Regions from separate parts of the Homo sapiens genome. Here region 2 is linked to region 1. The links are chromatin loops, found by intact Hi-C in ENCODE. Cell type or tissue: K562. All regions are shown on one strand. Links, peaks and the distances in the headings refer to the core of each region. The heading gives the core; the rest is flanking DNA.

Region 1 (12,501 bases), core at 4,478-12,477:
GCAAGAAGGGGAAGATGATGTAATTCTCTCTTCCCCACTCCCTATTGAAGGTGCCATTATTTCACCGATAGGGATAAAATATGGCAGCAAAGACCAGGGAAAAAATGACAGCAAGGAGCAGGGGCAGCTTTTTCTCTACTAGGCAGCCAAGTCCTGCACTGACCCCTCCAAGCTGACGAGTTGCAGGTATGTGTTGTGTTTTGATGATTCTAATCACCATAGCCCAGAGTCCTCAAATCAACCATCCAGAGAAGGACCACCCACAGAGCCCAGCTGTTCTATTAATGTATTAAATAGTTCCTCATTTTTTTAAGGAACACTTGTATTTTACCTGTTCTTTTAACAAATTAACAAGCAAACAATAAACCTACCACACCACAAAATATTAATCTTCTATATTCGTGAGCCCAAGTAGGTGAACAGATGTGATGGTATGGCAAGCTCTTCTAGGAAGAAATGGTTTGCTCAGGCATGCCGGCTTGGTGACTAAGCCCTGCCTTAAGATCTGTGCTGACATTTAAAGACTTTATGGGCTCAGCCTGCTCTGAAAACCAGCATCAGGTCTCTTTCCACCTCTAAATCCTTTCTGTGAAGGGAAAATTCATTCTGAAGCAAATATTCGTCAGGCTTGCACTCCTGCCAACCACTGACGCTGTTGTGGGGTATGTAATGAACGGTGAGCAAAGTATTAATAGATGCAACTCACCCTCATGGTGCTTACAATCTATAGGAAAGGTGACATTCAACAGCCATGCAGACACAAGTATGGCTGTAGCTAAAGGGGGGTTCCTACTTTAAATCTGGGTGTGTGAACAAAGGCTTCTCTGAGGAAGTAACATGTAAGGTGAAATCTGCACAGTAGAAAGGCACTGACTAGGTGGAGAGGTGTTGACTGGAGGGAGATAAGCATTCAAAGTGGAAGGAATTCCATACTTAAAAGGACCTGAGATCCCTAAGCAGGAAGAAGAGGTCTTTTAAGAACTTCCAGTAACTGAAGAGGAAACTGAAGAGCATGCAAGGATCAGGTCAGCCAGCAGTTGTAGGCCAGGTTAATGACTGGTCTCTACTTTGAGTGTGATGGAAGCCCGAGAGAGTCAGGCTTGTGTATCTGAATGAATGGGAATGCCATTTCCTGAGGCAGGGAACATTGGCGGAAGAATACATCTGGAGTTCAAAATCATGGAAGTTTTTGTTGTTGATATTCAATTTATATGCAATCTTCTTTGAATGCCTCTATTTGCCCCCATAACTGCTGAAATACATTTTCTTCTTGGCTTTACAACAACTAGGTGTCAGTCTCTCGGATAAGGAAAAAAAATGATTTGAGTTCCCTAAATGAGTGTTTTATAATGAGAGATTATTTAGGCACTGGGTGTATTTTATCCCTGAATGTATAGCCTGTCCTCTTGTCAGAGGATCAAATGCCCCTCACTAGGCATTCCAGACGGACCTTTGTGTCTCTGTCTTAGGAGCTGGCTTGCTGGCAGTGATACCTAGCATTGCAAAATCCTTCTTAAAGCCTTTGTTTAATGCCAGAGATCTCAAATGCTTTCAATTCTGGAGAGGTGCCAAACTGTGCTCCCGGATTAGGAGACGATGGAAGGACTCCTATAATCTATAAACCTCATATAAGCTTGCCATTTCAAATGAATGAATTGTTTAGAGTGTTGGAAGGAGTCCAGGGATACTTGAGTTCCTTTTTTAGCTATACAAATTTTGAGCTATTGGACTTTTATAATTACAGTCTAATTTCTGCATTATGATTTGTACTACTTTGAGGTGAACTTGTAAAAAATTCAGCCTGTTCCTTTTGCTGCCCTCTAGGACAAATCATGGCCATGGGCCGGTTTGTTTACTTGTAGCATTTTCTTATTTGTCTTTTATGTCAAAGACATTAGTGGGAAATGTTGGTTTTTGTGCACCATTTAGAGTAATACTCAGTTTCAATGCCTTAAAGCATTGCAGAGTGCATGACTGGGCAGGCGTGAATAGGTAAGTCCACAGTGTTGTGATTGCTAAAGTCCCACTTAAACATAAATGTGAATACTTTTACCATGAAGTACAAGATTATACCAAATTGTGGACAGTTTTTAAAAGTCCACGATGTTCTTTGGTCTGCCTCTCTCTCTGCTAGTCCGGCATTAGACTCGGAGGAGGTGTGCCCAGGTGGTGAACTGAGGATCATACAGAGCAGGAAAAATCTTTTTAAAGAGCTGGCCATGGTGAACTCCTGGGATTCCCAGCCTGCACCGCTGGTTTGTGGAGCCAGCCCCGTATTCTCCCTGGCGGTTCCGAAGCAGTCCCTGTTTGTGGTCAGAACTCCCTGCTGTTCCCAGCCAGCCCAGGCTGCGAGTGTTTTCACACGGCTCTGGCTCTGGTGATACAAAGGGCACGCAGTGCCAGCCATAACACTGAGTAATGCCGGGAGGTGCCTTCTAGAACAAACAATGTGGGTGAGCTCTGCAGAGAGGGAATACCTCTGGCTTGACATTTAAATTACTGAATTATTCAAATGAATGTCAATTAGGTGGAGTAGACTTTCTGCCTTCTGCCAGGGCACTTCCTGGATATTCGCACAGGCAAGTGTAAAATACTTTACATCAGATACGGTGCTTCCTGTCAGTACTGTTGAAAATCAGTCACAGAATCTGATTATCTGTTCCTTGGTGTTCCTTGATGTGTACTGTATTTATATCACAGCCTGAAAGATTAGGAGTCCACACACCCATACCTGTGGCCCTGAAAGGGGTTTTGTGATCATTCTCGAACCCCACCCCCACTCCCACACCAAATAAAATATCACAGGCCCACACATGTTATGCTTATTCCTAAATTTGACAAGACTGAAAAAGTGAGTCATGGACATTTGGAGTCCCGCTGTCTTCCTTAGAATTGTGGATATTAAGATCCGAGAATGCTATTACTACCTTGCTTTAAACCTTCTTTGTTGACTTCATAATTCTAGTTCAGAAAATACTTCCATCTACTCCACTCTGTCAGATGAAATTGCCAAGGTGGCACGTAGCGAATGTGAGTGTGTGCATGCATGTGTGTGCACCTGTGTGGTCATCCTGTCATTCTTATGAATTTAGGGTCTTCATTTATATTTGGGTATATATAAAAAATAAATACATGATGAAGGACTTTGCTAATTAGTTATATGGGAATATACAAAGTAAGAAGATTGAACAGTGGATGAGGAACAGAATAGGAAAGAGAAGTTAGTGAAGGTTTTGTACTTCCCTGTTAGCTGTTAGACTCAGCTCAGGGTTCTTTCATATCAGAGATTGAGTTAATTATTACGTATCATTAACAGTTGTCTTTCCTTGCCTTTTTCCCCAGTTGTGGAGGGTAGGTTATGAAAACCCTGGTATTTCACATCTTACTGAAAAGAATCACCAACTTACAGGCAGTTAATCCCTGGTTGTCCACATACAACTACAGGAAGTATATAAAGAATTTAAGGAGAGTGCTTAATAAACAGATGAATCTCTTTGATTTAGTTTGTGACCCTGCAGGATTAAAGCCTAGGTACACCACAGAGTTAGGTATAATGAGTTAAATTTTACTGAAGGTGATATTTACTTGAGGCTGTCACGTCTGGCAAACTCTTTAGGTTATAGTCCAAACGTCTGCCAGGCTCCCTGCACAGCCTGTCAAAAACTAGAGACCTTGGAAAAGCAGTGCCCCTTCCTGCATCTGTGTACTTAGAATTTAGTTTGGGATGGAACTTTAAAAACAGTTTATTTTGAGAGCACATTAGAGAAATGATTGTTGTTGTTACTTTATTTTTTTAAAATTTGGCATTTTTAAATTACAAGCATGGGTGTCCTTAATCCTTTGGTTCCCTGGACTGTCCGTTTAGGACCATTTAGGACCAATGATGAGCAGGCTCTCTTCTAGTCTAGCGTTGCTGGTTTATTGTTATTCTTAGCAGCCCATACGTTCAGCGAGCTGAGTAAATCATACTCGTCAATTCATTGTCAGTCCATGAACAGCTCTCTCCTACTTTATTTTTATTTTGCTCCTTCATCCCAGTGCTAACCCCTTATCCCCAAACCAGTGTCAACAGGCACATACTCTTCAATGGGTTAGGTATATATCCTGGGGTATCTATGATCTTTTAAAAGTACTCGGGATGTTAAAATACATGTTTGTGTTTCAAATTTACATAAATTGCATTATTTCAGGTTTAAGCATAGTCTTTTCAATTCTCTGCCATAGATCACAAGCAAATTAGTCTGACACCATGAACTCTCCCCCTCACTCCACCCATCCACTTCCCTCCAAAGAATCATCACCTGTTGGGCAGCATAGTTGGCAGCCCTCAGCCTGCTTTGTGCCATTCAAGAGTGGCAAGCATGTCTAGACTCCCTGGAAATATTATCCTTCAGCTCTCTTTTGGCAAGTGTAAACTTTTTGCTGGATTATGTCAACAGATATACATGTTTCTCATCCTCATAGAAATAGATTGGTGCTGGAATTTCCTTCGGATTTCTCCAGGCAAGGAACATAAAGACTATCTCTTTGCTCATTAAAACTTTTGCTCATTAAGAATGTTTGAGGGCTCTTGATTCTCAGGGGTGAGACTGGTGACATACATAGACTGTCAGCGGCTATTTTGGATTTTCTGCTTTCAGGCATGTCTTTGCTCTTGGATGAGCCCCTTGTGGTTTTCAAAGGAACTAGCAAGTCAATTATAAATAGAAGGCTGTGTCTGTGTGTCTGCATGCACTTACTCTGTGGGACGAGGCACCCACATTACAGTGGGCAGTGAACTATTTTTCCACTTCTTTGAAGAGGGAAGAAGAAAGATTAAGAATGCTTTTCTCTTTTTGAGATAACCCACATCTCTACACACACCCACACAAATCTGTGTAAATGAACTTGACATTTTCAAAGACCTTACCTTAAGGTCTCCTCTGGAAAGCACAGCCACCCAACCTGTTATTTTAAGAAAGAAGCATTTATCTCCTAGACCCACTACTGAGGGTTCAGGGATTAGAAGGCAGCCTCTATGTGCCATAGACCTTTGGAGGGAGCTCTGAAAGCTGAATTTCCTAATATGAACAGTGCTTCGGCAAAAGTGGCCTCAGCTAACTAATCAGTGGCCTCTAGGACTTGGCTGTTTACATTTTATCCTCTGTTTCCTTCCCCACTAGTAGAAACTGTGGGACCAGCAAGTCTAAACTAATCATACTGACAAGGGAAGAGAAAAGAGTAATGTGAAAATGCAGATGCAAATAAGTATTCTCAGAAAGAGACAATTAAGCAGAGTGATTAGATGTGCTTCCCTGATCATCCGTTTCTGCCTCTTTCCATTGCACCTTGAACTCCCTAGGTGTGTATTCTTCCAGTGGTCCCACCTGTCACCTTACTGTTCAAACATTATTCGGTTCTCTTGGTCTCCTTGTGCCCTCATTCTCCATATTTGGCACCATTTTTTTCCTGCCAGCCAAAAATTCTTAAGCAGGTGTTAATTCCCACTATAATCTATGTAAACTTTAGTGTTACCACTAGTGAAAAAGTTAGTCTAGGCATCTAGCTGGAAATATTGGTACCATGGATTGTAATTATAGATTGTACAGCCTTGCAAACTCTTATTATATTACAGGTTGAACATCTCAAATCCCAAAACCTGATACTTGAACTGCTCTGGAATCCAAACCTTTTTTAGCATTGACCCAATGCTCAATAGAAATGCTCATTGGAGCATTTTGAATTCTGGATTTTTGGATTTGAGATGCTCAGCCAGGATAAATACAACTATTCCCCAATCCAGAAAAATTTTTAAATTTGAAACTTTTCTGGTCTCAAACATTTCGAGTAAGGGATACTCAGTTTGTAGTATATTTCTGCCATGTACCTGCAAGAATGTCAGCATTCCTTGTTTTACGAGTTGATGGGGATTTGTACAGAGCTAGCAAAAATTAGTATTAATAGCTGCCATATATTTAGGAGCTTTTTTTTTGGAATAGAATAAAGGTGATAAACATTATGTTCCAGTAAAACATTTTATTTTGATGCAGTAATTGGGATCTTAGAGCCAATCACGCTGAAGGTTATATGAACACCACAGGGGGAGAAGCTCATTTTCAGAAGTCTGTGGACAGATGATAGCCAGTCTTTGTCCTAATATGATCTAAAAGGGTGCACAGCTTATATAAATGAATCGCTATGTTGAGAGGCAATTATTATTTGTTGGTTGGTTAGGTGACAAGGTGACAGAATGTGGACCTCATGGTTGATGGTGATGCTTAGCTTGACTTTCTGTTGATAGAGGTGTTTGGAATGGTCATTCCCTCAATGAAGGTGAAACTCATACGGTAATTCCTCTTTTTTTTTTTTTTCCCCTTCCTTTCTCTCCTTTGCAGATGAGAAGCCCAAGGTCAACCCCAAACTCTACATGTGTGTGTGTGAAGGTCTCTCCTGCGGTAATGAGGACCACTGTGAAGGCCAGCAGTGCTTTTCCTCACTGAGCATCAACGATGGCTTCCACGTCTACCAGAAAGGCTGCTTCCAGGTTTATGAGCAGGGAAAGATGACCTGTAAGACCCCGCCGTCCCCTGGCCAAGCCGTGGAGTGCTGCCAAGGGGACTGGTGTAACAGGAACATCACGGCCCAGCTGCCCACTAAAGGTTCCCATGGACTTTTCTATTTCTAGATCAAGGGGTTTTGTTAGTGTTGTCCTGGGTCCGTGTGGGTTAAAGATCTAAGTAGCTATGAGGCATTCCACCTACATTTTGAATCAGAGGCGAAGAGCTACAAGGAAGGTCACCCTGGGTGAAGAAGAGAAAGGAACAGCCTTTTGGCATCTAAAAGAAGGATGGGCATTTTGGGGAATGTAAGCAAGGTGATGTCCATCTTGGGGACAGCTTAGCTGACCAGTTAGCTTTCTCTTGGTTGCTGTGACTCAGGTGAACAGCTCCCAATACCTTTTTATGTTACTGACCCATGATGTCATTCATAATTTCTGAAACAATTCTGCTAGTAAATACTCATCTCTGTGTCAAGTGTGTAGGGAGGAAAACAGAACGGACTGGTGACTGAGTGGAATGCCTTTCCTGTTTTATGAGGAAGGAGATAAAAGAAGGCTCACTGACCTCTTCTCCCATATCTGATGCCCAGTGACCCTATCACTGAAATTTGAAGCAGGATGAGATTTCGCACAAACCCTGTAGTTTTTGTGGAATCTTCTCTCTACCATCAGTACAGATTGCATATGCTAAGGAAACCAGTCCAGCTCTGAAACTGTTTCCCTATTAAATGAGCCCTAAATTGCAATCTTAAAGTCTCTGCAAACATTTATGTAAACTCATTCCAAGCCAAATTTATTCTCTTACCATATAGTACATTTTTAATAGGTTTAGTTATTTAATTTTGCACTCAGAAAAAAGAAACAAACCAAAAAGTGGAGGAGAGGTAACGACGAGCATCCAAAACTAGAAATGTCAGCCAGCAAGAAAGGAGGCAGAAGAACAAAAAAGCTGATGCAAGATCATGTTCTAGTAATTTTGAAGTTATGGTGATGACTTTAAGGCATATGGAAAAGGTTAAATTCTGACAAGCAAATAGGATTGAATAATCAAAGAGGGTTTTAAAGGAGATCAAGTATTTACATGGTTAAAACTAAAAGGGTCCTTGATGGAATAAAATTTACTGTTATACTTTGTGAGTTAAATTTTTATTAATTGGGTGGATGGACATAAACAAATGTCTGAATTCATACAAACATTATTATACCAACTGTGAAGTTTCTAATCTGCAGATCACTCTGCTAGACCTTGAGTTTTAATAGAAGATTTTTTTTTTTGAATTTAAGGACATTCTAATCTGATTAGCGTGGCCACAGTATTTATAATTCAGCGTTGCATTTTGTTAGTTTTACACTTTCTCATGCAAATGACATATGCCATGGAGTATGATGTATGCCAAGCTGTTGATTAGTTGGGCTTGGAAAGTTAAACAAATACGTAAAGGAAGTTAAGCTTGTGATTGGATGGCTGAAGAGACCAGTAATATGGAAATGGGTAAGGCCTCTGTAGGGAAGAACAGGGCCTGATGACATAATGTCATGGAGAGGTCTGAACCCAGGGAGTGAATCAGTGAATGAATGTCTGAATAAGCGAGTAAATGAAGAGAGGAATGAATGGGTTCCTAGGCAGAAATTGTGATGTAAAAAAATCAGTGAGAAACCAGCAGTAGACACCCAGGATATATTAAAGACAGAGACCACAGATGGGTAATTTGGTTTTAGCTCAGGTAGCCCTTTCTCTTAAGGATAGTACAGTGTCTGTAAGGGCTTGATGGCGAAACATACCAAATCCAAGTTAATGAGAGTAATATCAAAGATTTGTACAGTACTTTATATTTTAAAAGCACTCTCACATTCATACATTAATGCAATTGATTCTCAGTGGAATTTTTTCAAATTCTAGTTGTGTCTAATTGAATGATGGTTAAAATGTCTGGGCCATTGGCCAGGCATTAGGAAGTGTTTTAGTTTTAATACTTCGTGAGTTGTGAGACTGTGTGGTCAGGATCAGGAGCTACTTGTTAGGATATTGGTTATGCTAATAATAAGTAAGCAGTGATCCTTACAACTAATTCCCCCTTTTCCCTCCAACTCCAGGAAAATCCTTCCCTGGAACACAGAATTTCCACTTGGAGGTTGGCCTCATTATTCTCTCTGTAGTGTTCGCAGTATGTCTTTTAGCCTGCCTGCTGGGAGTTGCTCTCCGAAAATTTAAAAGGCGCAACCAAGAACGCCTCAATCCCCGAGACGTGGAGTATGGCACTATCGAAGGGCTCATCACCACCAATGTTGGAGACAGCACTTTAGCAGTAAGTCATGACCCCACAGGAAATCCCAAGCATAAGGAAGGTGTCTGGAGACACGTTCTTATTTCGAGCATGAAACGCTAACCAGTAATGAGTGACTGAACAGTGTACACACATGCTGTTGGTTACTTATGTCCTAAACAAGCACATGCTGGCACCTGTGTAGTCTTCCCATATCAGAACAGCCATTTTAGATAGACATTTAAATAAGGGATGGGATTTATTTTAGTAGTGTTGGTAGTTAGTTACTTTTCTCTGAGGGGTAAAGCAAAAGAGACAGAGAATGGTTGCCTACAGTTTTGGAGGGTTGGAATTTGTGGTCTTCAGTTACTCTATTTTTAGCCATAAAAGTGCTCCTTTAAAAAGGCACCTTTTGCTGAATATTAAATATTAATTTCCTTTCTAGATTATTTCAGCATCCTGTAATTTAAGGCTTAAAAACTTGACATCCAAAAAAGCAGCTTTTAAATTTTGTATGCTCCTGTGGTGCCCTCTTGTGGAGTGCAGTCATTTGGTTAAACCGGTGTTGTCCAATAGAAACATGTGCATCACATGTAATTTAAAATTTTCAAGTAGCCACCTTAAAAACAAACACATGAAAAAACCCAAAAAGTTTCGTAAAAGTAGATTTAATTTTAACAGATATTCAACCAAATACATACCATCTTTGTCATTTCAACGTATAATCGATTAAAAAATTATTAATGTAAATTTTACATTCTTTTTGCTTTTGAAGTAAATTTTCAAAATCTTGTGTGTATTTTACACCTATAGCATATATCAATTCACACCAGCCACAGTTTACTTGCTCATGGCAATGTGTGGCTAGTGATTAACCCGCTGGACTGCACAGTGTTAGAAACTATTGTATTTATACATTAAAAAATTATTCTTTTGCATATTTTTAAATGATAAAATCACATTAAAAAATGACTATCTCCTTCTATTTACCTTTTAAAATTGCTTACCAAGTGTTCATTTTAAAGACGCTTTGAACTTTAAGTGGGGAAAGGGTATCACTTGCTCTAAATAGAAGGTTATCATAAAGTGCAAAAGAAAAAATAATAACATTCTGCATGGATATTATGCTGAGTCTGATGCCTACTCTGAAAAATTTGAGATTTGTGGGTGTTAAGTGAGTGCAAGAGACATGCCAATACCAATTTGAGACTCCTTGTCACAATCCGATTAATTGAAAGACAATCAAAGTAATAACTTTCTAATGTGATTCAGTTTTACTTAATGCCATTGCCCATGTGTATTTGAAATCATTTTGCAGTAAGTCTTGTTCTGCTAGACAGCAAGCTTCAAAGTGTCTGATAGTTCTGCAGTTACACTTGCCCTGCAGCTCCCCTTATGCTGGAGAAGACTTCCCCTCACCAGTGACCATCTGGGTAGCACAGATGCTACACCTGGACAATTGCAGGACCCACCTGTGGCAGGTTGTCACAGACATTTGGTAGTGCCTGATATGGGCTGGGAAACATCCCATTCTACTGCCTGCCCCATCCATCACTGGGCCACTTTTTGGTATGTAAAAGGGGGAAGTAACCTTCTGTAGCTTCCATTTACCTACTGTTTAAACTGTGGTACAGTGGAACTGGGGAAAGAGAATGCAGTATAAGGACATTTCATTTCAAAAAGTAGAGAAATACAATTTTTTTTGTTAGATATATACTTAGAAGTCTATTTCAAGCTTTAAGGAAAATTAAATGAGTTTATTGAGTTAGTAGCAAGAAGATGTGAGGATGAATCCTGACAAAGCTTTAGCAAAGCAAGATTCTAAAATAGGTTAGTTAGAACTTCATTCCTCAGAGCTGCTAACATAACTAATTACCAAGGGCAATAATAGGAATATCTGGTATAAATTACTGTTTAAATGGCTTTTAGAATTTTGAGAGAGGAATGGAGCATATGCCAAAATAGTCCTTTAAACTCAACCATGTCATGTGACAGTGTATCATGATATAATAACACAGTAAAGAACACTATTTAAAACAAGTTGTCATTATTGGTCTACATACTTGCTTATTTAAGCAATATGCTCATTTGTATGTTTCAACAAAGCATGCCCTTACTAAACAGCACGTCTACATTGAAAAACAAGCCTTGGCCATGCATGGTGGCTCATGCCTGCAGTCCCAGCACTTTGGGAGCCCAAGGGGGAAGATCACTTGAGACCAGGGGTTAGAGACCAGCCTGGGCAATATAGTGAAACTCTGTCTTGAACTAAAGAAAAGAAAAGAACAAAAAGAAGGCTTGGCATCTGAGAGTTGGGATATACGTTTGTTAGTCTTGGGTTGATTTTTTATTTTTCTTTCCTTAGGTCTGTGAACAGGGTTTAGAAGCAGGATCATACATTATGGAAAAAATAACACATTAGTTTAATTTTCAGAATTATTCTTCTCGAAAAAGAATGAATGAATAAGGAGCAAAAAGAACCGCAAGAGAGAAAATGGTTAGGGAGATATGAAACTCTGCTTCATCTACACTCATTTTCTTGTTGATTATCCCTTTTGTGGTTTTTAAGGGTTCTAAATTTCTTCCGTTGGATGCTCAGCTTTTGGTAATTTTGCCGATCAACAGTACTTCACAGTGGTGCTCAGAAGAAGTGAAAGAAGATGAAATTCACACAAATCAATGTATTGCTTTAGTAGGCCAGCCAAAATGTTTGGGAAAGGATGAGCTTTGGGGAATATTAAGTCAATATTACTGCAACTCTACCTTTATCACCCATCGGCACAATATTGTTTATTACAGATAATCTATGCCTGATACCTGCTTCTTGGCTTATGCTGAGAGTAAGAAGGAAAACCTTATCAATGAACTAACTGGGAATCTTTTTGCCAACACCTTCATTTGTAGACATTGACTTGGGGCACTGGTTTTATGTTTTCAATGAAAGCTTTATTTGTTTTCTTTTCTGATTTGTGAGTGATTCACATTAAGAAATGATAAGTAGGTGTTGATATAGTTTTGCTCCTCACCTGCCTAAAAGGAAACCTCCATCCAGGCAGCCCGTTGCTGCCTGCGCTTACCAATTTAATGATCCACATGGTCATTGGAGTCTTTTCGTTACAAATCACATTAGAGTTGTTTGTTCCTTATTCCTAGTTTGTTTGTTCCTAATTAGAGTTCCTTAGTTGGTATGGCAACTAAAGTGAATCATTTGACAGATACTTAGTGAGAATAGCAAAATATGTAAATTATACCCAGTTCTTGAAGTTGAAAGGACCCCCCCCACCCTTTTCTGTTCCACCTGCTATTCTCTCTACTGCTTTCCTTGAGATCATATCTGCTTCTTGGGCTTTCTGATTTACACCTTCAACTTTGTCTGCTCAGCTTCTTTCATTATATATTTTATTTGGAAACTCTGTGTATAAGAAAGGACTACTTATCCTTCGGGAAAACCTATCATATATTAGGTGAAGTGCTAGCTTCTAGTATTCCGAAGAAATAAAACTTTTCCTGGCCAGGCGTGGTGGCTCATGCCTGTAATCCCAGTGCTTTGGGAGGCCAAGGCAGGCAGATCACCTGAGGTCAGGAGTTTGAGACCAGCCTGACCAACATGGAGAAACCCCGTCTCTACTAAAAATACAAAATTAGCCGGGCGTGGTGGCGCGTGCCTGTAACCCCAGCTACTTGGGAGGCTGAGGCAGG
Region 2 (17,752 bases), core at 5,591-13,590, 210 kb before region 1:
ATATATTTATTAGCAAAGTCTTGAAATGTTTGGGGCATGCAAGTTAATTTTTCCCAGGTCATTGTGTGTACTTATCCACCTACAACATACTGAGATTTGGACCTGTCCAAACGTTTAGTGGTAAGAGGGGGTGATTGTAGTGCATCTTAAGGAAAATGAACATCCCCTTTCAAAGCATCTTCCCCAGATGAAGGTTTTCCTAGCAATGATCTAAATGCCTCATCACACACCCAATCTCTCAGAAATGGCTGGGCTATTTCAAAGCTGGAATAGTTCACTGAAGACTCTGTTATGGTGCCAACTGGGAGACAACGGCTTAAAAGGATGATATTCTGTCTTAACAGGATGTGGTACATGCTTTGAATTAGAGACCATGGTGGCATCTTCCCCATAATCAAAATATATGTGTCTGGGAATTAAGGCATGGAAGTGAAGGAGCAATCTGTCCTCAAAAGTAAATTCAAAATTTTACCTCTATAAACAGAAGAATTTGCTAACAATTTAAAAATAGCTATTTCCAGTTTCTAGTCCCACTTTCTCCTTATTACTACCAGGCAACAAGTTTCCAAAAAAATATTAACATCCAATTTTAGCTACCTAAAAATGTGAAGACCTTTACAGATGTTCAATGGTATATTATAAAATGGTAAACTTATAATAAAGAAATGAGCAAAGGTTCCCAAAATGAGCAGTAGAATGACTGGCAGTAAAATAAAAATAAAAAAAAATAGGAGGTCCAAACACAAAATATTATGTAGTGTCCTAACTATATTTTACTGATTTTTTGATAAGCTCCCTAGTTCATCCTCTTATTTGATCTAATAATCAGACAAGCAGTTCCCTGATGTTACAGGCAAATGAATTACCCTCAGAGTTTCCAAAGAAACGTTTGAGAAAACAATAGGGAAGAACTGCAGCAATCTGCTACTGCAGTGATGTGAAGACACACTGTTGAGGTTAAAAGTCAAAGGTCAAGTTGGTGTTATTCTCTTGGTCCTTCTGCAGTTGATTAAACAATATTACTTGAGATGAAAGCAATCAGTGAAAAGAATTATGATTACTTTATTAGCATTACTGAATAAATGTCTTTTCAGAATCCAAGTTATCACTCAAAAACATGTCATGTTGCCCTAAAATTACTTATTCAATTTCTGGCCAGAGAGGATTTCTTTATAAGAAAGACTTTCCTATTAAACTTCTCATTGAAGTTTAATCAATATGCTTCATCGATATGTGTCCCCTAAAGCAATCCTAGGATTTAGAAAAGGATCTAAGTATGTGGGCTTCTATGAGTAATATCTGAGTCTGAGCTTACTCAAAAGGTTGGTTTTCAGGCTGTTTCTTCTCTAATTCTAGAAAGCTCTAGAAGGCCATAGTAAATCCTCACAGAATACAACTAAAGCATAAAAATAACTTTCAAAGATTTATAATTAGCCGGAATAATTTTCTTTGGGATCTAATTCTTATTTACAAGTCATTTTAGAGACCCCAAATTAGGCAACAACATTGCAACATGACTAACACTGACTTCAGATTGGAAAAAAGCCATACATTTATTCAATAGGGAGTAAACAAGTTCTAGGGAAATATGTGAGAGAATAAATTAATAATATCATTTAGCAAGAAAAAAGAGCTCAATAAATATTATAGCCTAGCTTAAAAAAGAAAAAAAAGTATGTTTAGGCAATAGTTGTATCTCCTCACTAAAGGTATGGTAAGCTAAGATATAGCCAAAGCTATAGTAAACCAAGAAAAGCTCTTCTCTCCAGTGGAGAGAGGCAATGTTGCCTCTACAATCATGTGGTCACAGTGTGTATGGTAGAGTGGCAAGGCATCTTCTGTTCCCCTTAGTCCAAAGTATGCACCTTGGTTGATAAGCAGCTAGAAGGAGAAAACCAAATAGATTTAGATCTGAACTTTTAAAAACAGGTTTATGCAAACAGGCATTCCCACATTGAGCTGGGACTATATACTGGTAAAACCAATCTTGAAGACAATTTAGCAATATATATCAAGGGTCTTATGAGTGTATATGTCCTTTGAATAGGATATTTCACTTTAGCTTAAGAAAATAATCAGATTTTTTTACAACAATGGACTTCATAGAAAAAAAAACACAGGAAATCATTTAAATGACCAAAAAAACTATTATAGCTTTTTTTCAAAACCATTAATGCTCAGTATAAGTAGGAAAAAATCCAGATTACAAAAAATTATGCCCACCATTTTCTATTTTGTAAGTCTGTGTATGTGTGTGTATGTGCCTGTGAAAAAAATGCAGAAAGACTTAGAATAATTTTTCTGGGGTCTTTCTTTTTGTATTTTCAATTTTTTTCTATTTTTTTTTAAAAATTATGTATTAAAGGGATCGTTAGAGTGGTCAACTACCTTAAAGAGTATTATGAATTCATGGTTTAAAAAGGTGATTGAAAATAAGGCACCAGTGTAGGGCTGTTCACATAGCATGTTTTTCTAAAATAACCTCTTCCATCGTCTGTAGTAGCTACCTGAATTTCAGTGGGCCTAGCTCTAAAAAAGTTGAGAAATTGTACCAATATGTGTTGCATCATCCCTTAATTATTTGTGCCAGTTGATGGAAGCTGAAATGTGGAAAACATCAACCACATAATTCAAAATTAATTTGTACTGAGACTTGGAATATGACCAGACACATGTGCTTAGACATGAATGTATTTCTCCTCTTCCCTCACTAACCTTCAGGCCTTGTCCTCACCACTTCTTGGTCTGGGTCCAACTCACAGCCTGGGGCCAGCATGGCAGCACTGGTGAAGTCCCTAGGAATAAAAAAAATGTTTGAGAAAAGAGTGGTGACAATGACTGGGCTCTGAATTGTGAACATTTACACGTGTAAATGCAGAAACACCCATATACGATCATCCACATATTAATTTTCCACCTAGACTCATTACTTTTCCATAACTCTGATGAAAAGGGGAGTTTTATTTGTGTAGAATCTTTCCGATTTGGTGATAGTGGTGACTGGAATAATAGTAAGAAAAGATATCTTGGCAGGACTGGCTACATCATTTAAGGGACCCAATGCAAAATGAAAATGCAGGCTCCTTGTTCTAAAATGATTAAGAATTTTAATACTGAGACAGCAGAGCATGAAACCAAGCTCAGAGCCCTTCTAAATTCAGGTCTCTGTGTGACTGTACTGGTCACGGGCCCATGAAGCCAGTCCTGAGTTTTAGAGTCAGGTAGATATGGGATCAAATTCTCGATTTTTTCATTTATAAGCTGAGTATCTTGGCTAAATTATTTAAACTTTCAAAGTTTCAGTTATGCAATCTTAAAATGGGAGTGATGTGAGTGTGGCATTATTCTCAAGATTGCTGTGAGGATTAAAAGAGAGAGCATTCTATTAGGTGCATACCATAGTGCCTGGCTCAGGGAGACTGTTCATCTTCTCTATGTTGTATACTGCAGTTAGAGTTTGATATAGTTTGAATATTTGTCCCCTCCAAATCTCATACTGAAATTTGATCCCCAATGTTGGAGGTGGGGCCTAGAGAGAGGTGTTGGGGTCATGAGGATGAATCCCTCACAAATGGCTTGGTGCCATTCTTGCGGGATTGAGTGAGTTCTCACTCTTAGTTCCTGTTAGATCTGTTAAAGAGTCTGACACCTCCCTCCCCACCCCTCTTCCTCTCTCTCTCATTCTCTCTCTCTGTTCTTTCCCTTTACCATGTGATGCCTGCTCTCCTCTGCCTTCCACCATGAGTGGAAGCTCCATGAAGCCCTCACCAGAAGCAGACGCTGGTGTCATGGTCATACAGCCTGCAGAGCCATGAGCCAGATAAACCTCTTACTTTTACAAATTACCCAGACTCAGGTATTCTTTTATAGCAACATGAAACAGTCTAAGAAAGAGTTCATATTCTAAAGTGCAAACTTGAAAGTTTGATATGGTTTGGCTCTGTGTCCCCATCCAAATCTCATGTTGAATTGTGACCCTATGTGTTGGAGGTAGGGCCTGGTGGGAGGTGATTGGATCATAGGGGTGGTTTCTGATGGTTTGGCACCATCCCCCTAGTACTGTCTCATGATAGAGTTCTCAAAAGATCTGGTTGTTTGAAAGTGTGTAGCACTTCCCCCTTTGCTCTCTCTCCATCTCCTGCTCCGCCATGATGAATATATGCTTGGTTCTGCTTCATCTTCCGCCATAATTTTAAGTTTCCTGAGGCCCCGCAGCCATGCTGCCTATACAGCCTGCAGAACTATGAGTATATTAAATCTCTTTTCTTCATAAATTAGCCAGTCTCAGGTAGTTCTTTATAACAGTGTAAGAACAGACTTAATAGAGGGTTTCTCCCTGATTTAAGATTATTTTTGGTTATCCATTATCTACGAAACAAAATGAAAATGCACATTATGACATATAAGGACCTTAACTATTCAGGTTTTATCAATCTCTCTAAAACTTGCCACCTACCACTCTCACATATGTTCAAAGTATAATTTGTATTTATTTTCACTTTTCCTTAAGAACCAGTAAATATAATAGGCATAGATGACAAATAATAAATTAGCATGTGCCAGGCACTGTGCTAATCATTCTGTGGGAGGGAATACTCATTCTCCACTCCTGCTGTTTCCTCCCATGAGAGAGAGCTGCATGAGCTGTAACATTCCTGGATACTTCCACCTCCTCATTTATCCTCCCCTGGCAAGGATAAGTTGAGAGAATCTGGGTATTTGTATTCCAGCCTCTTTCTCTTTTGGTAGCAACTCTCACAGGGAGCATGATTTTAGGCAAGCTGTAAGCATAGTGGCAAAGACCTTTTCCCGGTGGAACGACCCATTGTCCAGGACTACCTGATACCAGTTGGTGAGCCTGTCTATTTCTGGTATTCAGCGTCAGGAAGCCTAAGTTCTCCAGTGTCAGCTTTATCAATGATAATGGTCTCCTGCCTGCGTTACTCTTGTCTGTTTCTAAATTGGTTCAGAACTTGGGTGGGGAAAATGGGTATTATTTACTGAGGATACGTAAGTATCCCAACAAAGTCTACATTCATTGTCTCCTTTATACCTCAGAGCTACCATATGAGGTAAGCATATCTATCATCCAATTTTTATAGATAAGGAAAGTAAGGATTAGCAATCAAGTAAGTGGCATAATCAAGATCTAAACAGTTCTATCTGATGCCACAGATTATGCCCTTACATTTTCCCATTTTGTTTTTGCATGAAGGTTTAATAATAAACTGATAAGAACATTCAAAATTTGAGTTCATGTTGAAAAAAAAAAAGCTAACACAGTATTATATGCAGTGTACTTATATTCTATCTGGCAGAAAAGTTAGCCAAGCTAAACTTAAATTCAGCACATGCTGAATTTTATTTTAGGGAGAACAAGCTGCAATCATAATAAAGAACTGTATTTACAGCTAACAGCAATACCCACGTTTCTCTATAGGTCTTACACTACAATCTGAAATTGCATTTCATGATTTACAAGGTCTGAGACATAAACAGTAAAAGGTATGTTTCTGGGAATTTTCTCATTAACAGCCACAAAACAAGCAATTTTATGTGGAATTGCTTTGTTCACCTTTTCTGAAATATGTGCAAGATCTCTCTTTGATGTTGAATCCATTCTGATTTGAACATCTCAATATTTTTGATGTTCCATGAACTCCTCCACACCCCACCTATCTCCGGGAAGCTCAGACCTCCCTACCTACTTGGTGAAAAGAAGGAAATTTAGAACATTTGAGCTCGCAGGCTGCCTACTTAAGACTACCCGAAGAATGAGCTCTGCTTACCCCTGTTCCTTCGTAGGTACATGAATGAGTCGTCAAAAATTCACTAATAGTTGATTAATGCAGTTGTGACAGTATGAAAAACAACAAAAGGAGTGCAGTGCTGAAGAAATTCTAGATCTTGCAGATTTAATGCATCCACTTATATCCATAACTCAATCCCTTTTCATATGACACTAGTTATTGTTGTTACTGTCTTCCATAACCATTCCTACCACGACTCCAGTCCAGGCCATACCCCCTTCTTCTTGTCACAAGAACATCAACACTCTGCAGTCTTTTCTTCTTTATCATGTCTTCATCCCTCCATACTTTGCTCACCAAGATGTGTTTTTCCATCTGTCATATTTGTCTAATCCTGTTGATTTAATGCACTATATTTCTACTAAGAAAACAGTACATACAAAATACTCCCAAGCATCTAACTACTTTTAAAAATATAGATCTTTCTAAATTACCCATATGTATTGCCTGACCTGGCATCTCTCTCTATTTTCATACAGTGCTCAGCACTCCTGATTAATTGTCTCTTTAATATTTTATCCAAAATTGCACTGGGAAACCAAGAAAACAGGACAAAGGAATGTCATTTGTACTTTTTGTAATCTTCATTATTTACCAAATGTATTTTTCTTATAACCACCTTTGTAGTACTTCAAGATATGCCTAACAGGCACTGTTAGCTCTTTTACAGGCCTGTGGATAATGGAAAGTATGGAGAATCCTGGCTTGGAAAGGCAATAAATAAGGTTATTTTGACACTACTCTCTATTGGAGGAATTGTGATTGTTTTTGATTTTGTTTCTGTTTTGAGAGAAGAAGCTTGCCTAATGGCAATCCATAAGACATTCTGGAGAACAGTTATAGATTCAAAATGTGAGTTTTAGTCTACTTGAATGTAGCACCTTGTTAACAAAAAGGCTTCACTTTTATTGCCTCACTGATAATTCACATAACCTGCTGACATAGTGCTATGGTCTGAATGTGTGTATACCCCCAAAATTTGTATACTGAAACTTAGTTCTCAAGGTGATGGTGTTAAGAGGTGGGGCCTTTGGGAGGTGATTAAATCATGAGGGCTCTGCCCTCAAGAATGATGTTAGGTACCCTCTTAAAAGGCCTTGAGTAAGTGAAGTTTGGCTCTCTTGTTCTTCCACCTCCCACCCCGTGATATTGCAGATTTCACAACAACAAGGCACCATCTTGGGAGCAGAGAGCAGCTCTCCAAACATTAATGCTAGCACCTTGATCTTGGGCTTCTCAGCTTCCATAATTGTAAGAAACCAATTTCTTTTCTTTATAAGTTACCCAGCCTAAGGCATTTTGTTATGGCAGCACAAACAGACTAAGACATATAGAGTTCATGGTGGCCACTTTTTAAAAAAATGTACAAAGAACTTGAGGCACTGAGAGGCAAATGACTGGCTCAAGAACATGCAAAGCATGATCAAGTAATTTTGAGGTATACATTTTTAATTCAAACTCCCTTGGTAATCTGATGGTGAAAAGAATTTTCAATTTTCAAATTTCCTAGACTACATGCAGGAGAGAACTCAGGAGCATGGCACCAACTTATTTTGTCTTATGTAGAAGGATATCTGACTTGAGGTTGAGAATTCCACATCAGAATCTATAGGCCTTTTCCCCTGCCCAGTAGAGTTTAGTTGCCTACCTTCAATCTCTGCCAACAGCAATCCTCTACCCCTCTGGTTTAAGCAGGCTGTTCTAAATAGTTGCCGGTGGTTACCGTGGTAACAGACGCTTAGGTTTCAGCTTCGAATGCCCCTTTTAATGAGGCAATTTCAAGAATATCTGTGATAAATTACCAGACCACAGACTTCACTGCAGGGAGTTTTGCTTTGGAAAATCTAATAAAAAGACAGCAGAAAGAATGAGCAGTAAATGCAACAGAGAAAATGGGGCCAGATTTGGAGGGGCAAATGGAAGAGATGCCAGATCTGACTACCAAAAGCCAAATCAGAATCAGTTCAAACCAGAGCTTTAAATTATAAACGGTCCCTGAAGGGCTTCCTGACATGCTGAGCCAAGATTCCTTGGGAGGAGGAATGGTAAAGTGAGAGGTGGTGAGGGCAAGAGTTGAGTATGTCCTGCAGAGGGCTGTGTATTTTAAAGCTTCCATTTTCTATTTTATCATTAATTGTAGTGGCTAAATCAGAAACGGTCTCCTTTTGTTTCTCCATTTCTCCATGTATGAGACCAAGAGACATTGCCACCTGGAGAGGACATAATGAACTAAAATGTGGACTTTCGCCTAAGTGAATTTCACAGCAACCTAGGTTATCCACATTTCCCAAAGACATACCTGACTTGATAATGGTCCAGGATTCTGTTATTAATCTCTTATCCATTGTACCCATTAAAAATTTCACAGAAGGGTAAACGTACTTAAACACATTGCTACACTATTGTGTGGAAAGAAACATCTCCTAATTACCCAAAGGAAGACATGTCATTCATCCTTGTTATGATTGAATATAAAAACTATGCCTCCACTATATAAAATAGCTTCAGTTTATACTTGGTTGAAGGCAAGAGGGTAGCCTAAAAGAGCCTTCACTTACACTGTAAGTGCCTTGCCAGGCTCCCTAGGTCCCTTCAGGAACATCTTACTCTCGCTGCTCACGGAAAGCACCAGGGAACAGATGCATTACAGTTTGTGACAGGAGAACAGCCTGTGGATTCCGCCTACTCCCTCCAGTCCATCTGGGAGGTGGGTGAGACAGGGAGCCCACAGAGAGGGGGGCTCTCCTGGGAATCCCTCAGGGTACCATGGCTATTGGTGCTTTATTTTCAGTAGATGGCACTGTGTCTATTGAGATAAGCAAAGGGAGATTCTAGATGGGAAATTTAATTGTTTCTAGAGAAAGCACAAGGCATGTGAGAATGCACGGTATTTTATTTTTGCCTTAGTTACATGATAACGCAAATACTATTCAGTATTCAGGTTACATTCTCTTTGGAGCCCATGGAATTTTATGATTTATTATTCTGGCTCCATCTTAGGCCTGTGGTGAAGCCCAGGGCCATCCTATACAGTATATACTTGGAATAAGAATAAATCATGCTGAATGTTCACCTCTGTTACCCAACACATACAGCAGCACCTATACTCCATCTGTGCCCTGGATCCCCACCTGTGCACTGGCTCTCTCCCTTTTTCCCAGACAGGAAACTCTGCCTGGAACCCAGGCAGTTCCTGCCTGGAACCCAGGAGTTTTTACACCCCAAGAATGAGACAACCAGAACAGTTTCTTGCACACTGGTGGTCCCATGGAGCAGACATTCTCCTTTGTCCGTCCATCCTTTTTCTTTTCTAATAGACATCCAGTTATTTTTTTCCTCTCTTCTGAGTATTTCCAGGAGAGTAAACTCTAGCACCAGAAGATGAATCAATTTTTTTTTAATTATGCTTTAAGTCTGGGATACATGTGCAGAACGTGCAGGTTTGTTACATAGGTATACACGTGCCATGGTGGTTTGCTGCACTCATCAACCCATCATCTACATTAGGTATTTCTCCTAATGCTATCCCTCCCCTAGCCCCCCACCCCCAACAGGCCCTGGTATGTGATGTTCCCCTCCCTGTGTCCCTGTGTTCTCATGAATCAATTTTATTTTAAGCCATATGTAGTCTTTTAAATGGGAGGAGAGAACCTCAAGTATGTTTCATAGAAAATGAACTGTAGACACAGGATGGAAGATGGAGGACATATGGGCCAAACACTAGGTGATGCACTTAATATAAAACTCTTTTATTCCTTATGATAATCTTGAGATAGATATTTTGCTACCTGTCTTACAGATGAGCAAATGGAAGTTCAGTAAGTTTAAATAATCTACCTAAAATCATCCTCAATATTGACTGGGCATATAATGAGATTCTAAACTTTTGAGTAGTTTGCTAGAATACTTCTGGAAAGGGACTTGCATGGAGAAACTTACTTCTGTCCATTGACATTATCTTCTGAATATGACCCCTGGAACTGCAGCAGTCATCTTGAGACAATTATGGAAGGACACCTAAGAGAACAAGATAAAAGTCCAAAGACAACAGAGCAGAATGATAGAAAGAACCTGGAACCTTGATGATACCTTTTGAGCTGCTGATTTAATCAACCTTCAAACTTCAGATGTATGTTTTAGCCACTTTGAGATATGTCTTCTATTACTCATAGCCTGAAATACCCTAAACAATACTACCTAAATACTCTAGCCATAGATGACTAGAAAATGTATTAGTGCCTGAGCCATAGGCAGCCATCCATAGGATGACTGCTGAGGAGGTAGGATATGAAAGTTCACTCATCCAGGCATCCAAATTGGATAATATCTAATGAAACCAATCAGATCCTTTCTAGGGGCATCTGAATAAGACAGCATTTTCCCTGTCTCCTCAGGAACCTTGCTCCATCAATTAACCCATCTCTCCTGTGTCTTCAATGTTTTTTCCTTAAACTAACACTTTTTTTTTCTTTTCTTGAGACAGAGTCTCACTTTGTCACCCAGGCTGGAGTGCAATGGTGCAGTCATGGCTCACTGCAGCCTCGACCTCCTCTTGGGCTCACATGATCCTCCCACCTTAATCTCCTAAATAGCTGGAACTACAGGCATGTACCACCATGCCTGGCTAAGTTTTTGACTTTTTTTTGTACAGATGAGTTCTCACTGTGTTTCCTAGGCTGGTCTTGAACTCCTGGCCTCAAGCTTTCCTCCTGCCTCAGCCTCTCAAAGTGCTGGGATTATAAGCATGAGGCACCACCTAACTAACCCCTTCTTAAATACCGTTTAAGTTTTTCCTATTAAAAACAAACAAAACATCCTTTGTCAAATACAGAACTTCTTCCAATACCACTCAAAATAGCTCCTCTCTTTCACAGTCCACTTCTTAAAATAGATGTCTCCAGTTTCTATCCTTCAAGTCACTCTTCAACCCATTGCAATTTACACCTGCAGTTCCCCAACAGGACAGCTGCTCTTATGGACTTTACAAAATAGTAAGAAAATAGGTTGTCAATTGCTGAGTAACACACTACCTCAAAACTTAGTCATTTAAAACAACAGACACCACTGATTATCTGCCATGATTCTGTGGGTTGACAAGGCTCAGTTAGACAATTCCTCTGTTCTGCACAGAACTGCAGTCACCTGGAGGCTTGACTGAGCTGGAACATCCACTATGGCTCATTGACATGGCTGGCAGATGGTGTTTGCTTTTGGTTGGGAACTCAGCTAGAAGTTAGTCCTTCTCCTCCTGGCCTCTCTACATGTGGGCTTCTCTCAACATGATGGCTGAATTTCAAGAGGAACAATTTCAACCTTGTGAAAATAGAAGCTGCTCAGCCTCAGAAATTAAAGAACCTCACTTCTGCCACATTGGTCAATACAAGTCCAATCCAGCCCAGATTCAACAGAAAGCAAATAGACTTCACTTCTTGATAGAGAGAACAGCAAATAATTTACAGCTATCTTTAATGTACCACAGTTATTAATGAATTTCTTTATTGTTAAATCCAATGAAAACATTGTAGTCCTTATTTTCTGTGGCACCTTGATTCTGGAAATACTTTCTTCCTTCAACTTTCATGACAACACACTCTCCTGCTTGTCCAGGCACTTCTAGGGCTTCTCCTTCTCTTTTTTGGGAAGAATCTTTTCCTCAAAGTCAAATATTACTGTTCCTTGGAATTCCATCCTTCTTCTTCTTCTATTATCACTATATTCACTCTTACTGGGCATTCTAATAAACTTACTAGGCTTCCATTACTATCTACATACTAATCACTCAAATCTATACTATACTCACAGTTCATATTGCTCACTTTAGTTTCAAATCTAGATATCGCACTCTTTATTGATCATCTCTAGTCTCCATTTGAATATCCAACAAGTATCACAAATTCAAAAGGTCTAAAACTGAGCTTGTTGCATTTTCTCCCAAAGCTCCTATTTCAATGTTATCTGTTTCTATGAATAGCACCATATCCCTTCAGTTACATGATGCAGAAAGCTAAACATTTTTCCTCTTCTATTTTCTTCAACCCTACATTCAGTCACCATAGCTAGTTAATATTATATCTTTAACATTTTTCAAATTTGTCGTCAGCCTCTGTTCTCTAACACTTCAGTATTGAACTCCAGTTTAGACTACTATCATCTTTTATCTGTTTACTCCAGCATCTTGTATCAGTCTTCTTACCTCCACACTGGCCTCCTCTTTAATCCATTTTTCATGCTGTCAGAGTGAAGTTTTTAATGGTAAAATCGGATTACATTGTGCTCAATTCAGCAACACATATACCAAAATTAGAACAATTCAGAGAAGACTAGTATGGCCCTTGTGCAAGGATGACTTAAGATTTGCAAAGCATTTCATATTTTTTCTGTATCCAAGGGCACACAATGTACTGGAGATGATCAGTAAAGAGTAGGATATCTAAATTTGGAATTATGTATTATAATTTGCATGACAATAACAACAAAAAATGAGGGGAAAGGGGATGGGCTATATGGGAACAAAGTTGTGTATATTATTGTAATTAAGTTGGCATTAACTTGAAATAGATTGTTATAAATTATGATGTTGTAATTCTAACAGCAACCTGTGATGATTAATTTTATATGTCACCTTGACTGGCCTAAGGAATGGGAATGCCCAGATAGCTGGTAAAGAATTATTTATGGGTGTGTCTGTGAAGGTGTTTCTTGACAAGGTTAGTATTTGAATCAACAGACTGAGCAAAGAAGACCCACCCTCATCCATGTGGGTGGACATAATCTAATCTGTTGAAGGCATGAATCAAATAAAAAGGCAGAGGAAGGGTTAATTTTCTCTCTCTTCTTGAATTGGGACATTCGGCTTCTCCTGCCCTCAGATATTGAAACTACTGGTTCTTGGGCCTTTGGACTTCAGGACTTCCAATGCCTCCACAACTCAAGTTCTCAGGAAATAGAGTTCCACCAGTGTACACCCTACACCAGGATTAAAGTTTTCAGGACTGGGACTTATGTCATCAGGTAGTCTTGTTCTCAGGCCTTTGAACTTAAATTATACCACTGACTTTCCTGGTTTCCCAGGAAATATGCAGACAGTATATCATTGGACTTCTTGGCCTCCATAGTTCCATGAGTCAATCCCTATAATAAATCTCCTCCTACATATCTCTATATAGCCCATTGTTTCTGTTTCTCTGGAGAACCCTGGCTAACATACACCCACTAAGAAAACAATTCAAAAATAGCACAACAGAACACTAGGTAGAGTTCTAAGGTTTTTTACTCTAGTTCTTGGTGCCTGGATGGCCCCCCGACCCACACAAGACCTGGGGGAATTTGCTGCCCTGAAGAGAAGGACATAGGCCTGGCTGGTTTTGCCAGCTAATGATTGTAGAGCCCTAGAGCATTGAGTGAACATAAGTGGTAGCCAGGGAGTGGTTACAGCAGGCCTTGGGCCAGACCCAGTGCTGTTCTCGCTTTAGGTCTGACCCAGCACAGTCCTAAGGGTGGTAGCCACAGGGGTGCTTGTGTCACTCCATCCCCAGCTCCAGGTGGCTCAGAACAGAGAAAGAGAGACTCTCTTTGTTTGGGAGAACGTAAAGGAAGAGAAGATGAGTCTCTGCCTAGTAATACAGAGAATTCTTCCAGATCTTGTCCAAGAACATCAAGGTAGTACCTCTATGAGTCTGCAAGACCCAGAGCATTGCTGCCTCCTAAAGCAGATACAGCTTAGATCACAAAACCCTAGTCCTTTCAAATAGCTGGAAAGCCTCCCCAAGAAAGATGGGTATGAACAAGCCCAGACTGTGAAGACTACAGTAAATACCTAACTCTTCAATACCCAGACTCAGAAGATCTACAAGTATTAAGATGATCCAGGAAAACATGATCTCACCAAAAGAAGCGAATAAGGCACGTGGGACCAATCCTGGAGAAACAGAGATATGTGACTGTTCAGACAGAATTCCAAATAGCTATAATGAAGAAACTCAGAGAAATTCAAGATAACACAGAGAAGGAATTCAGAATTCTATCAGATAAATCTAACAAAGAGATTGAAATAATTAAAAAGAATAAATAGAAATAATGGAATGAAAAATGCAATTGACATACTGAAGAATGCATCAGAGTCTTTTAATACAGAATTGATCAAGCAGAATAAAGAATTAGTGAGGCTGAAGGTAGGCTATTTGAAAATACATAGTCAGAAGAGACAAAAGAAAAAAGAATAAAAAACAATGAAGCATACCTACGGAATCTAGAAAATAGCTTCAAAAGGGAAAAGCTGAGAGTTATTGGTCTGAAAGAGGAGGTAAAGAAAGAGATAGGGATAGAAAATTTAGTCAAAGGGATAATAACAGAACTTTCCAAACCTAGAAAGATATCAATATCCAAGTATAAGAAAGTTATAGAACACCAAGCAGATTTAATCCAAAGAAGACTACCTCAAGGCATTTAATAATCAAACTCCCAAAGGTCAAAGATGAAGAAAGGATCCTAAAAGCAGCAAGAGAAAAGAAACAAATAACGTACAATGAAGCTCTAGTACATCTGACAGGAGACTTTTCAGTGTAAAACCTTACAGGCTAGAAGAGAGTGGCATGACATATTTAAAGTGCTGAAGAGAACAAATTCTTACCCTAGAATAGTATATCCCACAAAATTGCCCTTCAAACATGAAGGAGAAATAAAGACTTTCCCAGACAAAGAAAAGCCAAGTGATTTCATCAACACCAGACCTGTCCTACAAGAAATGCTAAAGGGAGTACTTCATTCAGAAAGAAAAGGATGTTAATGAGCAAGAAGAAATCATCTAAAGTACAAAACTCACTGGTGATAGTCAGTACACAGAAAAACACAGATTATTATAACACTGTAACTGTGGTGTGTAAACTACTTTTATCTTAAGTAGAAAGATAAACAGTGAACCAATCAAAAATAATAACTACAACGTTTTAAGACATAGTACAGTAAGATATAAATAGCAACAATAAAAAGTTAAAAAGCAGGGGGACGAAGTTAAGACATAGTGTATTAGTTTTCTTTTGGCTTGTTTGTTTATGCAAACAGTGTCAAGTTGTTATCAGTTTAAAATAATGGGTTATAAGATAGTATTTGCAAGCCTCATGGTAACCTCAAATTGAAAAACATACAGTAAGTACACAAAAAATAAAAAGCAAGAAATGAAATCATATCACCAGAGAAAATAATCTTCACTAAAAGGAAGACAAGAAAGAAAGGAGGAAGAGAAGACCACAAAACAACCTGAAAACAGATAACAAAATGGCAGGAATAAGTCCTTACTTATCAATAATAACACTGAATGTAAATGAATTAAACTCTCCAATTAAAAGAAATAGAGTAAATGAATGGATTAAAAATAAATAAATAAAACTAGGCCCATTAATCTGTTGCCTACAAGAAATGCACTTCACCTACAAACACAAACATTGAATGCAAATAAAGGGCTGGAAAAAATATATTTCACGCCAATGGAAACCAAATAAGAGCAAAAGTAGCTATACTTATATCAGACAAAATAGATTTCAAGACAAAAACTATAAGAGACAAAGAAGGTCAAGATATAATGATAAAGGCATGAAATCAGCAAGAGAATATAATAATTTGAAACATATGTGCACCCAACACTGGAGCACACAGAAATATAAAGCAAATATTATCAGAGCTAGAGAGAGAGAGAGAATCCAATACAATAGTAACTGGAGATTTCACCACCCCACTTTCAGCACTGAACAGATCTTCCAGAGAGAAAATCAACAAAGAAACATTGGGCCATGGCCCAAAGAAACATTGTACTATATACCAAATGGATCTAGTAGACATTTACAGAACATTTCATCCAATGGCTGCAGAATACACATTCTTTTCCTCAGTACATGGATTATTCTCAGAGATAAACTATGTGTTAGGTCACTATATGTTAGGTCACAAAACAAGTCTTAAAATATTCAAAATAATTGAAATAATATCAAGCATCCTCTCTGACCACAACAGAATCATACTAGAAATCAATAAAAAGGGCGGGGCGCGGTGGCTCACGCCTGTAATCCCAGCACTTTGGGAGGCCAACGCAGGTGGATCACGAGGTCAGGAGATCAAGACCATCCTGGCTAACACAGTGAAACCCCGTCTCTACTAAAAATAAAAAAAATTAGCCAGGCGTCGTGGCGGGCGCCTGTAGTCCCAGCTACTCTGGAGGCTGAGGCAGTAGAATGGCAAGAACCCGGGAGGCGGAGCTTGCAGTGAGCGGAGATCACGCCACTGCACTCCAGCCTGGGCAACAGAGCAAGACTCCATCTCAAAAGTAATAATAATAATAATAATAAGAAGAAGAATTTTGGAAACTATACAAATACTTGTTTAGTATTTGTATGTGCATTAGTCCATTTTCATGCTGCTGATAAAGACAGACCCAAGACTGGTCGATTTACAAAAGAAAGAAATTTAATGGGCCAGGCACAGTGGCTCATGCCTGTAATCCCAGCACTTTGGGAGGCCAAGGTGGGCGGTTCACAAGTTCAGGAGATCAAGACCATCCTGGTCAACATGGTGAAACTCTGTCTCTACTAAAAATACAAAAATTAGTTGGGTGTGGCAGCGCGTGCCTGTAATCCCAGCTACTCGGGAGGCTGAGAAAGGAGAATCTCTTGAACCCAGGAGGCGGAAGTTGCAGTGAGCTGAGATCATGCCACTGCACTCCAGCCTGGTGACAGAGCTAGACTCCATCTCAAAAAAAAAAACAAAGAAAAGGGTTTAATGGACTTACAGTTCCACATGGCTAGGGAGGCCTTGCAATCATAGTGGAGGGCAAGGAGGAGCAAGTCATGTCTTACATGGATGGCAGCAGGCAAAAAGAGAGAAGTTGTGTACAGAAACTCCCCCTTATAAAACCATCGGATCTCATGAGACTTATTCACTATCATGAGAACAGCATGGGAAATAACTGCCCCATGATTCAATTACCTCCCATGGGGTCCCTCTCACAACACATGGGAATTCAAGGTAAGATTTGGGTGGCAGCACAGCCAAACCATATCATTCCACCCCAGCCCCTCCCAAATCTCATGTCCTCACATTTCAAAACCAATCATGCCTTCCCTATAGTCCCCCAAAGTCTTAACTCATTTCAGCATTAACTCAAAAGTCCATAGTCTAAAGCCTCATCTGAGACAAGGCAAGGTCTTCCACCTATGAGCCTGTAAAATCAAAACAAGCTAGTTACTTCCTAGATACAGTAGGGTACAGGCATTGGGTAAATACACCTATTCCAAATGGAAGAAATTGGCCAACACTAAGGGGCTACAGGCCCCATGCAAGTCTGAAATCCAGCAGGGCAGTCAAATCTTAAAGTTTCAAAATGATCTCCTTTGAATCCATGTCTCTCATCCAGGTCATGCTGATGCAAGAGGTGGGTTTCCATGGTCTTGGGCAGCTCTGCTCCTGTGGCTTTGCAGGGTACAGCATCTCTCCCAGCTGCTTTCATGGGCTGGTGTTGATTGTCTGTGGGTTTTCCAGGTATATGGTGCAAGCTGTCAGTGGATCTACCATTCTGGAGTCTGGAGGATGGTGGCCCTTTTCTCACAGTTCCACTAGGTGGTGCCCAGGTAGGGACTCTGTGTGGGAGCTCTGAGCCCACATTTCCCTTCTGCACTGCCCTAGCAGAGGTTCTCCATGAGGGCCTCACCCCTTCAGCAAACTTCTTCACCCCTTCAGCAAACTTCTTCTAGGTTTCCTCTGAAACCTAGATGGAGGTTCCCAAAACCCAATTCTTGACTTCTGTGCACTCATAGACTCAATACCATGTGGAAGCTGCCAAGGCTTGAGGCTTGCACCCTCTGAAACCACGGCCCAATCTCTATTTCAGCCATGGCTGGAGTGGCTCGGATGCAGGGCACCAAGTCCCTAGACCGCACACAGCATGGGACCCTGGG

Evidence for each region. Peaks named below come from ENCODE experiments on the same cell type or tissue, not always from the same donor. Only the 100,000 strongest peaks of a DNase experiment are listed, where the experiment ranks them.
Region 2: a loop joins it to region 1, with 10 times the contacts of the local background. A loop is called at or near these places in 4 of 110 quality-filtered maps.

The regions. Positions count from the first base shown.
Region 1 is chr2:157,774,474-157,786,974 of GRCh38, reverse strand. ACVR1 (activin A receptor type 1) reads left to right here. Exons shown (of 11, transcript NM_001111067.4): 4 at 6,375-6,638; 5 at 8,633-8,844. Among named protein-coding and RNA genes, the nearest start is that of ACVR1, 96 kb to the left of the region's middle. In K562, for the core only: CTCF peaks have their summits at 4,661 and 9,336 (motif pointing left); DNase peaks (open chromatin) are centred at 4,674 and 9,364.
Region 2 is chr2:157,980,223-157,997,974 of GRCh38, reverse strand. It overlaps the pseudogene RNU6-932P and a transcript of UPP2 not described here. Among named protein-coding and RNA genes, the nearest start is that of ACVR1, 110 kb to the right of the region's middle. In K562, for the core only: a CTCF peak has its summit at 8,596 (motif pointing right); no DNase peak of the experiment used is centred there.